2 separate regions of the Homo sapiens genome follow, and region 2 is linked to region 1. A link is a contact called in ENCODE Hi-C data. All regions are on one chromosome and are shown on one strand. Each heading gives the region's core, a stretch centred on a gene start or an enhancer-like site at or near the end of the contact. The rest is flanking DNA. Distances are from core to core; before and after follow the strand shown. Region 1 has its middle 66 kb from the start of MIR492. Region 2 overlaps LOC105369917 (a long non-coding RNA gene).

The links. A loop is a pair of places that touch in the nucleus more often than their neighbours do. Pooled maps may share reads with other maps.
Region 2: a loop to region 1 is called in a map of endothelial cell of umbilical vein, with 9 times the contacts of the local background. The contact joins two enhancer-like sites. A Hi-C loop is called at or near these places in 6 of 168 maps with a recorded cell type or tissue (Calu3, IMR-90, MCF 10A and 3 more) and 10 of 50 pooled maps.

The regions. Positions count from the first base shown.
Region 1 is chr12:94,765,427-94,771,860 of GRCh38, forward strand. No RefSeq gene overlaps it. Among named protein-coding and RNA genes, the nearest start is that of MIR492, 66 kb to the right of the region's middle. RefSeq lists an enhancer at 5,095-5,654. Within about 2 kb of position 3,790, at least 6 of the 41 ENCODE cell types and tissues checked have a DNase peak (open chromatin) inside an H3K27ac peak, as active enhancers do.
Region 2 is chr12:95,331,539-95,337,972 of GRCh38, forward strand. It overlaps LOC105369917 (a long non-coding RNA gene), which reads right to left. Exons shown (of 11, transcript XR_001749265.1): 11 at 6,032-6,120. Among named protein-coding and RNA genes, the nearest start is that of MIR3685, 25 kb to the left of the region's middle. RefSeq lists an enhancer at 3,383-4,299. Within about 2 kb of position 3,038, at least 2 of the 41 ENCODE cell types and tissues checked have a DNase peak (open chromatin) inside an H3K27ac peak, as active enhancers do.

The DNA of each region.
Region 1 (6,434 bases), core at 2,540-5,039:
TTTGCACTGGGGACCAACACACACACACACACACACACACACACACACACACGCACACACACAAGAGTGGGACCAACTGCTCTCATATTATTCACACAGGAGGCAAACAAGATTTTACTGGCAACTTTTTTTTTTTTTTTTCCAGACGGAGTCTCATTCTATTGCCAGGCTGGAGTGCAGTGGCACAATCTTGGCTCACTGCAATCTCCGCCTCCCAGGTTCAAGAGATTCTCGTGCCTCAACCTCCCAAGTAGCTGGGATTACAGGCACACATCACCATGCCTGGCTAATTTTTGTATTTTTAGTAGAGACGGGGTTTCACCATGTTGGCCAGGCTGCTCTTGAACTCCCGACCTCCAGTGATCCACCCACCTCAACCTCCCAAAGTGCTGGGCTTACAGGCATGAGCCACCATGCCCAGCCAGATTTGGGGGCAATTTTTAAAAATCATCATCTATTTGGGGAAAAGATACTTTAATCTCAAAAAAGAACATGCTATCAGAATGACAATGAACCAACTTAGCTTTGGGAGAAACTCACTTCATTGCATTTACTTTGTCATGGTCCTGCACTAGTTTGGGGATGGACTCAGGAGTGCATCTTGGACTCTAGTGACCTTCTAGGTAGTTCCAAAACTTCAAACACTTCAAAAACCAAAATTTCAGTAATTCAAGAACCACTAATATATCATAACTGTACTACTATTTCCTTAATATTTCTCTTAAATATACTCACATTTTTACTTATATAGTTTTGTTTTAAAAGGAGACTTTGTGTCACTTCCATAAAAGAAAAATCAATATCATGTGTCACAAATAAAAGGTAACCTATGAATAATGCAATAGAAACAAAACATGTTATTGAAGTCCAGTTAGACAGTGTTGCTGGCTGAGGCCTGATCTCACTGTGTAGACCAGGGAGGCTGGCAAGTGGTCAGCAGTGATTAAAGACCATCATCAAACCATGCTTTTCTCTTTAATAACATCAGAGGGATTGAAAGTAAATTGAAAATAAAAGTACTTTCACTCAAGGTGATACAATATTATCCAGTGCTAGACTCAGGTCACATCTAAAGTCATCTCCAGTGGTTCATATCCCACTCTTAGAGTAACAAGAATCATGATACTTTGGTGCATGAATATTGCTAATTCATCCAGCCATTTGACACATTTATTGAGCATCTACTACACTCCGAGCACTGTACACAACAGAAGAAGGAATGAATAAAACAGGCATGGTATTTCTTGCAAACCTTCCAGTGGTGAAACATACATTAAACAAATGGTTACACAAATTATATTTGTGTATATTTGTGTTGTTTTACATACATGTAAGCATACTGTGTGCATATATCTGATATACATATTATATATATGTGTGTGTCTATATGCATCAATTTGGTAAGTGGTTTTGTTTGTTTTGAGATGGAATCTTGCTCTGTTGCCCAGGCTGGAGTGCAGTGACACAATCTTGGCTCACTGCAACCTCCGCTTCCCAGGTCCAAGTGATTCTCCTGCCTCAGCCTCCTGAGTAGCTGGTACTATGGTTGTGTGCCACCACGCCCAGCTAATTCTTTGTATTTCTAGTAGAGATGGGGTTTCACCATGTTGGCCAGGCTGGTCTCGAACACCTGACCTCAAGCAATCTGCCTGCATCAGCCTCCCAAAATGCTGGGATTATAGGTGTGAGCCACCATGCCCAGCCCAATTTGGTAAGTGTTGTAAAGGAAAAATACGAGACGTTATGGCATGGTTTCACAGTAAGACCGTCTTTAGGTAAGGGGCCAGTAAAGACATATAGATAGGAGGATGTAACAATTAAACTGAAGCCTAAAGGTAAACAAACTTTAGCATGTTGAAAGGGTGGGTAACCTCCACACAGAGGTAATGATGTAGAAAAGGTTTGGTTCCTTTGGGGAACTGGAAGAAAGATATGTGCTGAGAGGGCAGCAAGCAAGAGGAGGGTGGAATCAGTGGGCAGGGGGTGGGACAGGGGTGGCGGGGGGGAAGCAGTCTCCTAACCTTTGCCTAAAGGGACCAGAAACTTTCTAGTTCTCTGTGGAAAGATCTTCCATCTTTGTATATCACCCTATAAATGTTTCCTAAAGAAAAATCTGTCTGTTGTTTTCACACACTAATAAATCAGTTCAACACTTTTGCATCATGTGCAGAGGAAGTTTAATTCCTCCTCCATGTGACAGCCTCCAAGTATCTGGAGATGGCCAAGTGTTATTCCAGAACTTTCCCTTCCAGGATGAACACCGTCAAAGTTCCCATGCTCCCTGTTGTCTGTGTCCCTCTTAAAAGGAAGGGTGGCTGGGAGCAGTGGCTCCCACCTGTAATCCTAGCACTTTGGGAGGCCGAGGCGGGTGGATCACCTGAGGTCAGGAGTTCATGACTAGTCTGGCCAACATGGTGAAACCCCATCTCTACTAAAAATATAAAATTAGCTGGGCGTGGTGGTGGGCACCTATAATCCCAGCCACTTGGGAGGCTGGGGCAGGAGAATTGCTTGAACCCGGGAGAGAGGTTGCAGCCAGCTGAGATTGTGCTATTGCACTCCAGCCCGGGCAACAAGAGCGAAACTCCTCTCAAACAAACAAACAAAAACAAAAAAAAGAGGAAGGCAGATTTTCCAATGTCCATTTGTGTTATGGGACTTGAATTTCCTTCTCTGCATATTCTTTGTTTCTAACTGCCTTTCTGGAAAACACCCAATAAGTTATGGTCAGGCCTGAATTCCTTGAGAACTAGGAAATTCTCAAATGCATGCCATCAAAAATATTTATTTCTTCTTTCATGTCTCTTTCCTGCACCTTGGAAGGCAAATTCCATTCGTAGAGGGGAGGGAGGGGGCGCTAAGGAACTTTTTCAAATAATGGAATGATGGCGAACATTCATCTATGCTAAACTCAAAGACATGCCCAAAGTTTGTGATAGAAAATTTAAATACAATATTTACTATTTGAACTGATGTTCCATTTGTGGGTACAGGAATGCTACATTCAGGGAAGGTGAGAATAATGCAAAATCCCCACTCTTGACTGCTGTGGCTACAGACCCAGATTCCCCTGAAGTGAGGGCAGGGTACTGGGGTGGTGCTGTGTAAGCAGGGCACTCTGCCAGGCTCGGATCACACATCTCCTCTTTGAAACTGGTGTGGAAAAAGACACATGAGAGCTTCATGAATAATACAGCAGCCCTGACACGCTGAATGCACATTTCAGCCAAATATATGCACATTTCAACCAAATAAGTTGGTCTCTCCACATCCCCACCCTTTCCTCTCTCCTCCCTCCCTTCAGTGCTCTTTCACCACTTTCGCCAGATTTCTAGGTTTTCTTGCTGCCTCCTGTTGCAAAGTGAATTGTCCCAGGGAAGGAGGGCTAGCTTCCGGATTCCCCCCGTTGCACCTAAAGCCTTCTCCTCCTCTGCCGGCCTTCCAGCTCCCTGACTGCAGCATTGCCCATTAGGCTTCATCAGAGGAGGCTGTGTGTGGCCCAAGGGCAGCAGGTGAAATTCAAAGCAGACAAGTTGCTTCTCCGCATCAGTGCTGATATGTTAGAGGCAGGCAGCCAAAGAAAATGAATATAATAAAGAAAGTCTGGTTTAAGAGCATCTGTTGCTTTTCTTGGAAAATTCTACCCTTTACGCATTAGCCTGCCCATAAGAGCTCTACCTCTGCACATAATCGGAAGAAATAATATTCAAAAAAAGTTTTCAAATACGGGTGTAATAACAATGCAAACAGCATTAAAACTCAGCAGAGTGTAGTGCCGGACGCAAGGTTCTCTCTCATGGGGAGTGCCCCTTATGTAAAGCAGCAGGAAACTGTGCTGGCCATAAAATTACCAACTCCTGAGGGAAGAGACCACATCTGCTTATCTTTACGTTCCTTCAATGGTTGATGCAACGTACCGATTAGTTGTTCAACAAAATATGTTGCATGAATTTGATTCTTAAGAAGAATAACATATACAGGCACTGAAAATAGTTATCTTCTGGGTGGTAGAGCGAAGGTGATTTTTATTTCTGTCTTTGCCTTTTCCACATGTTCCTGATTTTCTCCAGTGAACATGAATATATTTAGTGAGAAAGTTATCAGTAAGAAGGAGATTTTTAGAATTGGAAGGGACCAGAGAAATTAGTCCAATTCTCTTATTCCTTACATGTGGAAACTGAAGCTCAGAGAAGCTAAATGACATGTCCAAAGCCATGTAGCTTGTTAAGGAGAAGGCTGAAAGAAAACTGAGGCCATTCATGTTTCTCGGCCTACTGCCTTTCTTCCCCTATACATATCCTTTGCCTTTCCTGAAAGACAGTTTAGGTGAGACTCTAATCTAATGTTTTGAAAAGGCTTGGACCCAATTTAAAAGCAAACTGTGCTATCCAGTGAGCTTATTCCCCACAGAAGACACTATCTTAGAAAATGCAAAGCATAATTTAAAAGTCATTAAGTAAAACATCCTCTGCTGCTGTGACAGCAAAACGTTCGGCCACTCCTTCATGACAGATGGCCCCATGCATTGACACACACCTCAAAATAGCCTCTGCAAGGAAGCTTAACATCCGAGAAAGGCGGAATAGTGAATGTCACAGAAAAGGGAGAGTTTGCTTGTGGGTTTGCATCTCCAGAAGTAAGAAGACTTAAGAGATATTTACTGTGGGCTCATCTTCCACCAAACTTTTATTGATGTGTGAACTTGAAACTTCTTATCATAAAAATTTCTAACATACAAAAGAGAGAATGTTAAAATGGATTCCATGTAACCAGAGTACAGCTTTATTAATCATTAACTTAGGGTCATCCCCCCAGCCACTGCCTCCCTCCCCATGGGTAATTTTGAAGTCAATCCTGAACATTATAACATTTTATTCATGAGTAGTTTAACATGTACCTCTAAAAGATAAGGACCTTTGTTTAACATAAACATTCAAATGTCATAATGCCTAAAAAATTGATAATAAATCCTTGATACAGCCAAATAACCCGTTTGTGCTCCACTTTTCCTGATTACCTCACAAAAATGTTTAAGGCTGGTTTAATTTGTCAGGCACTGTGTATTATCTCAGTTAATCCTGACAATAACACTATATGGGGGCTGTAGGTAGCCTGGGGGAGCAAGACACATGATCAGGTTAGAGATGTAGGTGGGAGCCTCACTCCCCCAGGCTCTAGACACACTTGACTTATTTTCTTTCTCCTTCAAAAGCCAAGCAGGTGCCTACTTCAGGGCATTTTCATGTTTATTTTTCTTCCTGGTCTTTCCATAGCTGTGAACTCCTCAGAGATCACCCCTGACTGCCCAGTCACTCTCTATTAAAATACCCTGGCTATGTTCCTCAAAACATTTGGTACTATCTACAATTCTCTTGTTTGTTTATCTGCTTGTGTTTCTTTCCAACAGAAGAGACGCTCCATGACAATCGGCTCCTCATCTGTGGAGCTGAGGCTTCTGTACCTACAGCCCTCAGCACAGCCTCTGGCAATGGTAAGTGCTCCATGGTTGTGTGATGCGTGGATTAACATATGCCTGCAAACACAACAGGTATTTGTTGAATGAAATAATGCACACACGCACACATGAGAAAAAGAACAGCCTTGTTTCTGCTGAGCTCCACTCTTGGGCTCTCAGGCACTTGGCCGAGGCCTTTAGCCAAACTGCACTTTTATTACTTTCTATTGTCAACGGCTTTTTATAACTACAAAGGCAGTATGTGTTCACTGTAGAAAATTTGGGAATCCACAACAAACACAAATTTGAAGATTCAAAGAGCCTAGAAATAGCCACTGTTGACATTGTTTTTATGCACATATTATGCAAAATTGGAGTCATGGGATTCTTATTGATTTGTGATCTACTCTTTTCATTTAACAATGTGGCATTAATATTTCATAGGTCACTTAACTCTCTTCTAAAATGCGTTGTTTCAAGGCTGCATTGCATTCCATTGTACGGCCAGACAAGGTTGTCAATAACACCACATTACGGGACATTTCACTTGTTTCCTTTTCTTCTTGGCTACCATAAAAAATAACAATAAACATTCTTGCGTGCTTATGCACATTTCCATTATTAGTTTCTCCAGATAGATTCCCATAAGTGGACTTGCTTGACAAATTGAAATACAAATTAGAGCATTTGTAAGTATTGCTAAATTGATCTCTAGAACAACTGCATCAATTAATACTCCCAGCATCAGTGTTTAAAGATGTTCATCTCCTTTTCCCTTTACCAACAATGGATGCTAATATTTTTTAAAAATCTATAACACTATAATCTATCTTTTTAATTAGATCACAGATTTCTTGCGAGCCCTTTCTTTTACTTCTGTATTACTCCCGATATATAGCAGGCACTCCTTGTGTATGGATAGATGAACTGCATGAATTTTGTCAAGGATTACCAGGAAAAACATTGAGCAACATGAACA
Region 2 (6,434 bases), core at 1,788-4,287, 570 kb after region 1:
TCTACCCTGAATGCAAGAGACCCAGTAGTTAGGCAGGAATATCATTGCGCCTATTCAGCTTGAATAAGTTATAGAAGATGGATCTTCATCCCTCTGCAACCCTTAGGATTAAAGTTTCTCTTATAAAAGAGAGGGGGGAAATGTCAGAGGCATTTGAACTGGAGCGACTCCATCTTGGATAGAGACTAAGTAAAATAAAGCTGAGACCTCCTGGGTGGCATTCCCAGACGGTTAGGCATTCTAAGTCACAGGATGAGTTAAAAGGTAGGCACAAGATATAGGTCATAAAGACCTTGCTGATAAAACGGGTTGCAGTAAAGAAGTCAGCCAAAACCAAGGTGGCGACGAGAGTAACTTCTGGTCATCCTCACTGCTACACTCCCACCAGCGCCATGACAGTTTACAAGTGCCATGGCAATGTCAGGAAGTTGCCCTATATGGTCTAGAAAGGGGAGGCATGAATAATCTACCCCTCATTTAGCATATAATCAAGAAATAATCATAAAAATGGGCAACCAGCAACCCCTGGGGCTTCTTTGTCTGTAGAGTAGCCATTCTTTATTCTTTTACTTTCTTAATAAACTTGCTTTCACTTAAAAAGAAAAAAATATATATATGGCTGTTTCATCGATGTTAAAAATCTGTTATTTAGTGTAGCCACCTTCACCAATGATCTTAGTTAGATCTAGAGAACTTACTGCAGCTTCTATATTTAGGACTTGCTGCTTTACCTTGCACCTTTATATTACAGAGACCACTTCTTTCCTTAAACCTCAGGAACCAACATCTGCTAGCTTCAACTTTTTCTCCTGCACCTTCCTCATCTCTCTCAGCCTTCATACAATTGAAGAGAGTTAGGGCCTTGCTCTGGATTAGGCTTTGGCTTAAGGGAATGTTGTGGCTGATTTGATCTTCTATCCAGATGACTAAAATTTTCTCCCTGTCAGTAGTAAGGCTGTTTTGCTTTATTATCATTTGTGTATTCACTGGAGTAGCATTTTCATTTCCTTCTAGAACTTTTCCTTTGCATTCACAACTCGACTAAACTGAATGGTGAAAGGCAGCCTTGCTCTCGGCCTATGTCAGCTTTCAACATGCCCTTCTCACTAAGCTTAATCATTGCTAAATCATAGCTTTTGATTTAAAGTGAGAGTTGGGCAAGTCTTCCTTTCACTTGAATACTTAAAGGCCACTGTAGCCCTAATTTCAATATTGTTGTGTCTCAGGGAATAGGGAGGCTAGAGGAGAGGGAAAGAGATTGGGAAAATAGCCAGTCAGCAGAGCAGTCAAAATACACGCAACATTGATCAAAATTAAGCCATTTTATATGGGCTTGGTTTGTGGTGCCTGAAAACAGTTACAATAGTAACATCAAAGATCATTGATCTCAGATCACTCTAAGAAATATAATAATAATGAAAAGTTTGAGGCCAGGCGCTGTGGCTCATGCCTTTAATCCTAATACTTCAGGAGGCCAAAGTGGACAGATCGCTTGAGCCTGAGAGTTCAAGGCCAGCTTGGGCAACATGGCGAGACCCCATAGCTAATAAAAATACAAAAAATTAGCTGGGTGTCGGGGTGCGCGCCTGTACATCCAGCCACTCGAGAGGCTGAGGTGGGAGCTCAGGAAATGGAGGCTGCAGTGAGTTAAGATCACACCACTGCATTCCAGCCTGGGTGACGGGAGGGAGACCCTGTCCTTAAAAAAAAAAAAAGTTTGAAATGTTGCTACAATTACGAAAATGTGACCCAGAGACATGTGGTGAGCTCATGCTGTTGGAAAAATGGTGCTGATAGACTTGCAGGACACAGGGTTGTCAAAAATCTTCAGTTTGTAAAAATCACGATATTTGTGAAATGCAATAACTACAAAGCACAGTAGAATGAGGTGTGCTCATACACCTAACCATTAGCAGTGCTTAGTTCTGGGTAGCAGAAGTGTGAATGCTTTTAATTTCTTTCTTTATGCTTTTCTGCATTTTCAAAAATCAAAGTATACCAGAGGACCCTCCCTGCAAATAATCTGTGGTGCTGACTTCTCACAAAGCAGTCATATAAGCCTCCAAAGACCTTCAGGATCGGAATACTAAGAAGGTAAAATAAATTGGAAGATGTGGCCTGGGTGCAGTGGCTCACGCCTGTAATCCCACCACTCTGGGAGGCCTAGGCGGTGGATCACCTGAGGTCAGGAGTTTGAGACCAGCCTGGCCAACATAGCGAAACCCTGTCTCTACTAAAAATACAAAAATTAGCCCGGCCTGGTGGAAGGCACCTGTTAATTCCAGCTTCTCGGGAGGCCGAGGCAGGAGAATCGCTTGAACCCAGGAGGTGGAGGTTGCAGTGAGCCGAGATTGTGCCACTGGACTCCAGCCTGGGTGACAGAGCAAGACTGTCTCAAAGAAAAGAAAAGAAATAGGAAGATGAGTAGATGTGTGCACATCTCTGCAGGGACAGAAAGATATGGGTGTTCCTGGAGCTGCTTACTGCTCTGTTCTGGTAAGTCCCAGAAAGTTCTCAATCTCTGCTGCCCAAGGCCTCCTCTCATAAATCCTTTTACCCTCTCTGCTGATCATGTGGTTGGTCCCTGCAGGGTAGAGGCTACCAAAACTCTGATAAAATATCCTTAATATATACTGAATAGGATACAAAAATGCATGTGGAGTGGAGCACGGTGGCTCATGCCTGTAATCCCAGCACTTTGGGAGGCCGAGGCAGGTGGATCACCTGAGGTCAGGAATTTGAGATCAGCCTGGCCAACACGGTGAAACCTCATCTCTACTAAAAATACAAAAATTAGCCAGGCATGGTGGCACACACCTGTAATCCCAGCTACTCAGGAGGCTGAGGCAGGAGAATCGCTTGAATCCAGGAGGCGGAGGTTGCAGTGAGCCAAGATCATGCCACTGCACTCCAGCCTGGGCAACAAGAGTGAGACTCCCTTTCAAAAAAAAAAAAAAAATGCGTGTGGTTGCAGTTTGCCCTAAGAGGGCCCATGCTGTCTGGGTGTTCGGTAGCTAAAGTTAGAAAAGGCTTTGAAGTGTCTGAAGAGGAGAGACAGGGAAGTGACTCACAGCTCAACAGCTTCACCCTCTGGCTTTGATGGTCCTTGGCTCCGTGATGCTCAGTGTCTGTGTGAGTCTCAGAGAGCAAAAGCCCAATCCACAGCCCACCTGTTTGTATTCTTCACCCTCATTTGAGATTCTCAGAACTCAAGGAGAGCTCCTTTAGAAAATATGACTGCAGTTGTAGTGTAGTTGAAATATCAAAAACCTTTGTTATTAAAAAACCCAAACCTTTATTATGTCACTTGTAATAAAATATAAATGTGCTAAATTGGCTCAAATAAGTTGGATCAAATAATATTAAATAAAACAAAGGTGAAAAAAGAAACTTAAAAATAATTTTTTTTTGATGGGATCTCACTATGTTGCCCAGGCTGGTCTTGAATGCCTGGTCTCAAGCAATCTTCCTGTCTAGCTTCCAAAAGTGCTGAGATTACAGGCCTGAGCTACTATGCCCAGCCAAGAAACTATTTAAGTACTATAAGTTTTGTTGTGCTCGCTTCGGCAGCACATATACTAAGTACTAAAAGTTTTGTGATATAATTTCTTAAGTTGATAATTCTATTTTAGTCTTTCAACCTGATTATAAGAATTTGGGACAAAGGCTCACGTAAACATGACTTTGGCTCGGGGCAGTGGCTCATGCCTGTAATCCCCCCATTTTGGGAAGATGAGGCAGGAGGATCTATCACTTAAGGCCAGGAGTTTGATGCCAGTCTGGGCAACATAGTGAGACCTCAAATCTACAAAAAATAAAATTAGTCATGTGTGATGGTGTGTGCCTGCCGTCCTAGCTACTTAGGAAGCTGAGGCGGGAGGATCCCTTGAGCCCAGGAGTCAAGGCTGCAGTGAGCTATAATTGTGTCACTGCACTCCGGTCTAGGTGACAGACTCTGTCTCGCTTAAAAAAAAATTAACATGGCTTCATTCCTCATAAAACATTGTGATGAAGAGTCACAATGTTTTGAGTCACTATTCTCTTTACTCCATCTTTGGAGAGGTACGGTGGAGGAGAACAAAAAATGGCCCAAACCAAGCCTTTTAAAGCCTCCTGAAGCACTCAATTCATTTTCTGTCTTGTCCCTTTAAAGGAGAGACATGGCTGGTTCCATCATTCTCTCTCCTCTACTGCGGTGTCACTACACACTTCCACCATTTCCACTGGTCACCTGGAATTGTAACTACAGACTACAGTATTTGTTCCTGTTTTTGTTGTTTTTCGAAATGGAGTCTCACTCTGTCACCCAGGCTGGAGTGATTCTCCTGCCTCAGCCTCCCAAGTAGCTGGAATTATAGGCACACGCCACCATGCCTGGCTAATTTTTGTGTTTTTATTAGAGACGGGGTTTCACCACGTTGACCAGGCTGGTCCTGAACTCCTGGCCTCAGGTGATCCTCCCACCTCAGCCTCCCAGGGAAGTGCTAGGATTATAGGCATGAGCCACTGCAGCTGGCCTGTTCCTGTATTTGCATCTGAACAGTATTTGTATCTGGACAGGAACTCTCTTCCCTCTTGAAGTCAAGGATCACGTCAGAACAGATAGAATAATGTAAATATGTGAGCTGGCAATTTGGAAATAATATTCCACAGAGACAATCTTGTCCCACCCCAGAGCCCTGGATGCACATGTGTATAAAAAAGAACACCTCAGTTAAAGAATCCTTCCAGCCCCATGCATCCGAACAAACAGCTGAAATGAATTTTCAGCTGAGTTTTCACAACGCTCATTGCAAGCTCTTTGCCCTCATTAAATTATCAGGAAAATGCAAGTAATTTATTATGTGTAATCACATCATTCGCGGTAGCACTTCGCCCAGAGAAACCTAGCCCAATATGGTAACATCAGAACAATGCTTCACCTCACATCTTCCTTTGAAAGATAAAGAAAACACAGAATCATTCTGCTTCTCTCCGGGAAGGAAGGCAAAGCGTTTCCCCAGGCCCTCAGAACACCATCTGGCTGCAGTCTTTCCTTTTAGGGACCTGGTATTTTCTGGCCCAGGGACAAAGCGCATTTATTTCAGATGGATCAACACTGTCACCCAGCGGGCAGACAGCTGGGCAGGCTGAGGCCTTAGCCTTGCTCTTGGCTTGACAGCCAGATACTGACAGCCAGTATTTGAATAGGAACCTGTTTGTTTCGGGTGATCAGGATTAATTGTTAATATTCTCTTGGAGGGAACTGGGACAACCTCAGCTGACAAGCCTTTGATTTGGATGTCATGGGTGAGTGCAACTTAAGAAAGACATATATTTTCATCGTGCTGATGCTTTTTTTTTTTTTTAAGCCACTAGTGAATTTATAAGAAGCACAGGCTGTAAACCAACCAAGCATGTCTACCAAGACTCCCAGAATCAAATAGGTTTGCAGGAGCAGGGTGATATTTGGTCACCTGTCAGGTACTCTGGGAAGACTCCTCTACCACAAAATAAGACTAGTTGTTCATTGTTCGTAGTGACAGTGATGAATATTTTGAAAACTGAAAATAGATGTGTGTGTGTGTGTGTGTGTGGTGTGTGTGTGTGTGTATCTGTGTATTGAAATGTCAGGAAATAATCTGCATTACTACGGTGAAATCAGTGGATGAGTTAGTCTTTGTTTCTCTATTTTGTATATATCTCAGAAGACATGCACGGGATGCAACCTCTGTCCCATCTCATTTGTACTGAGTCCTTTTCTCTTGTCTAAACTGTCACTTGACACTTGAAACAAGCTGGATTCCTTTGCATATTGAGGTAGGCTCTGTGCCTTCTTGCTAAATGTACGGTTGAATTATTTCTTCTCCCCAGCTGGAACTCATCAACAAGCTGAAAGCATTCATCTGGGAACACTTTACACTTCTTACGAGCATGTCCGAGGAAGTGGGGGCTGAGACTTCACCTTGTAGAAACTCTTGCAGAATTTTGATTAAAAGCAGTCTCTGTTCATAGTGAGAAAATCTGGATTTGAATTCTGATCCCACCACATGCGAGCTCCTTGACCTTAGATAAGTTAACCTGTGTCTCAGTTTCCACCTCTGTTATCAGGGATAAAATTAGTACCTACCCCCTGGATTGCTGTGAGGATTTAGATAAGAAAATACACATGAATAACTTAGCACAGTGCCTGGGCACATAGTTAAAGATCAATAAACATTAGTATTACCATTGTCATAATTATTATAATGATATCTATCATATATATTATTCCCAAAATGCAACTTTCATAAAGTGCCTCTAGGCTAGCAGATGAAATCATGGCATCTTTTTAGCTGGAAGGGTCCTGAAAGATCATCCAGTCATTGCTTCTCATTAAAATCACCCAGAGAAACTTTTAAAACAAACGCTAATACCTCATTGTAGCCAGACAAAATAATACTTACTGTATGAAT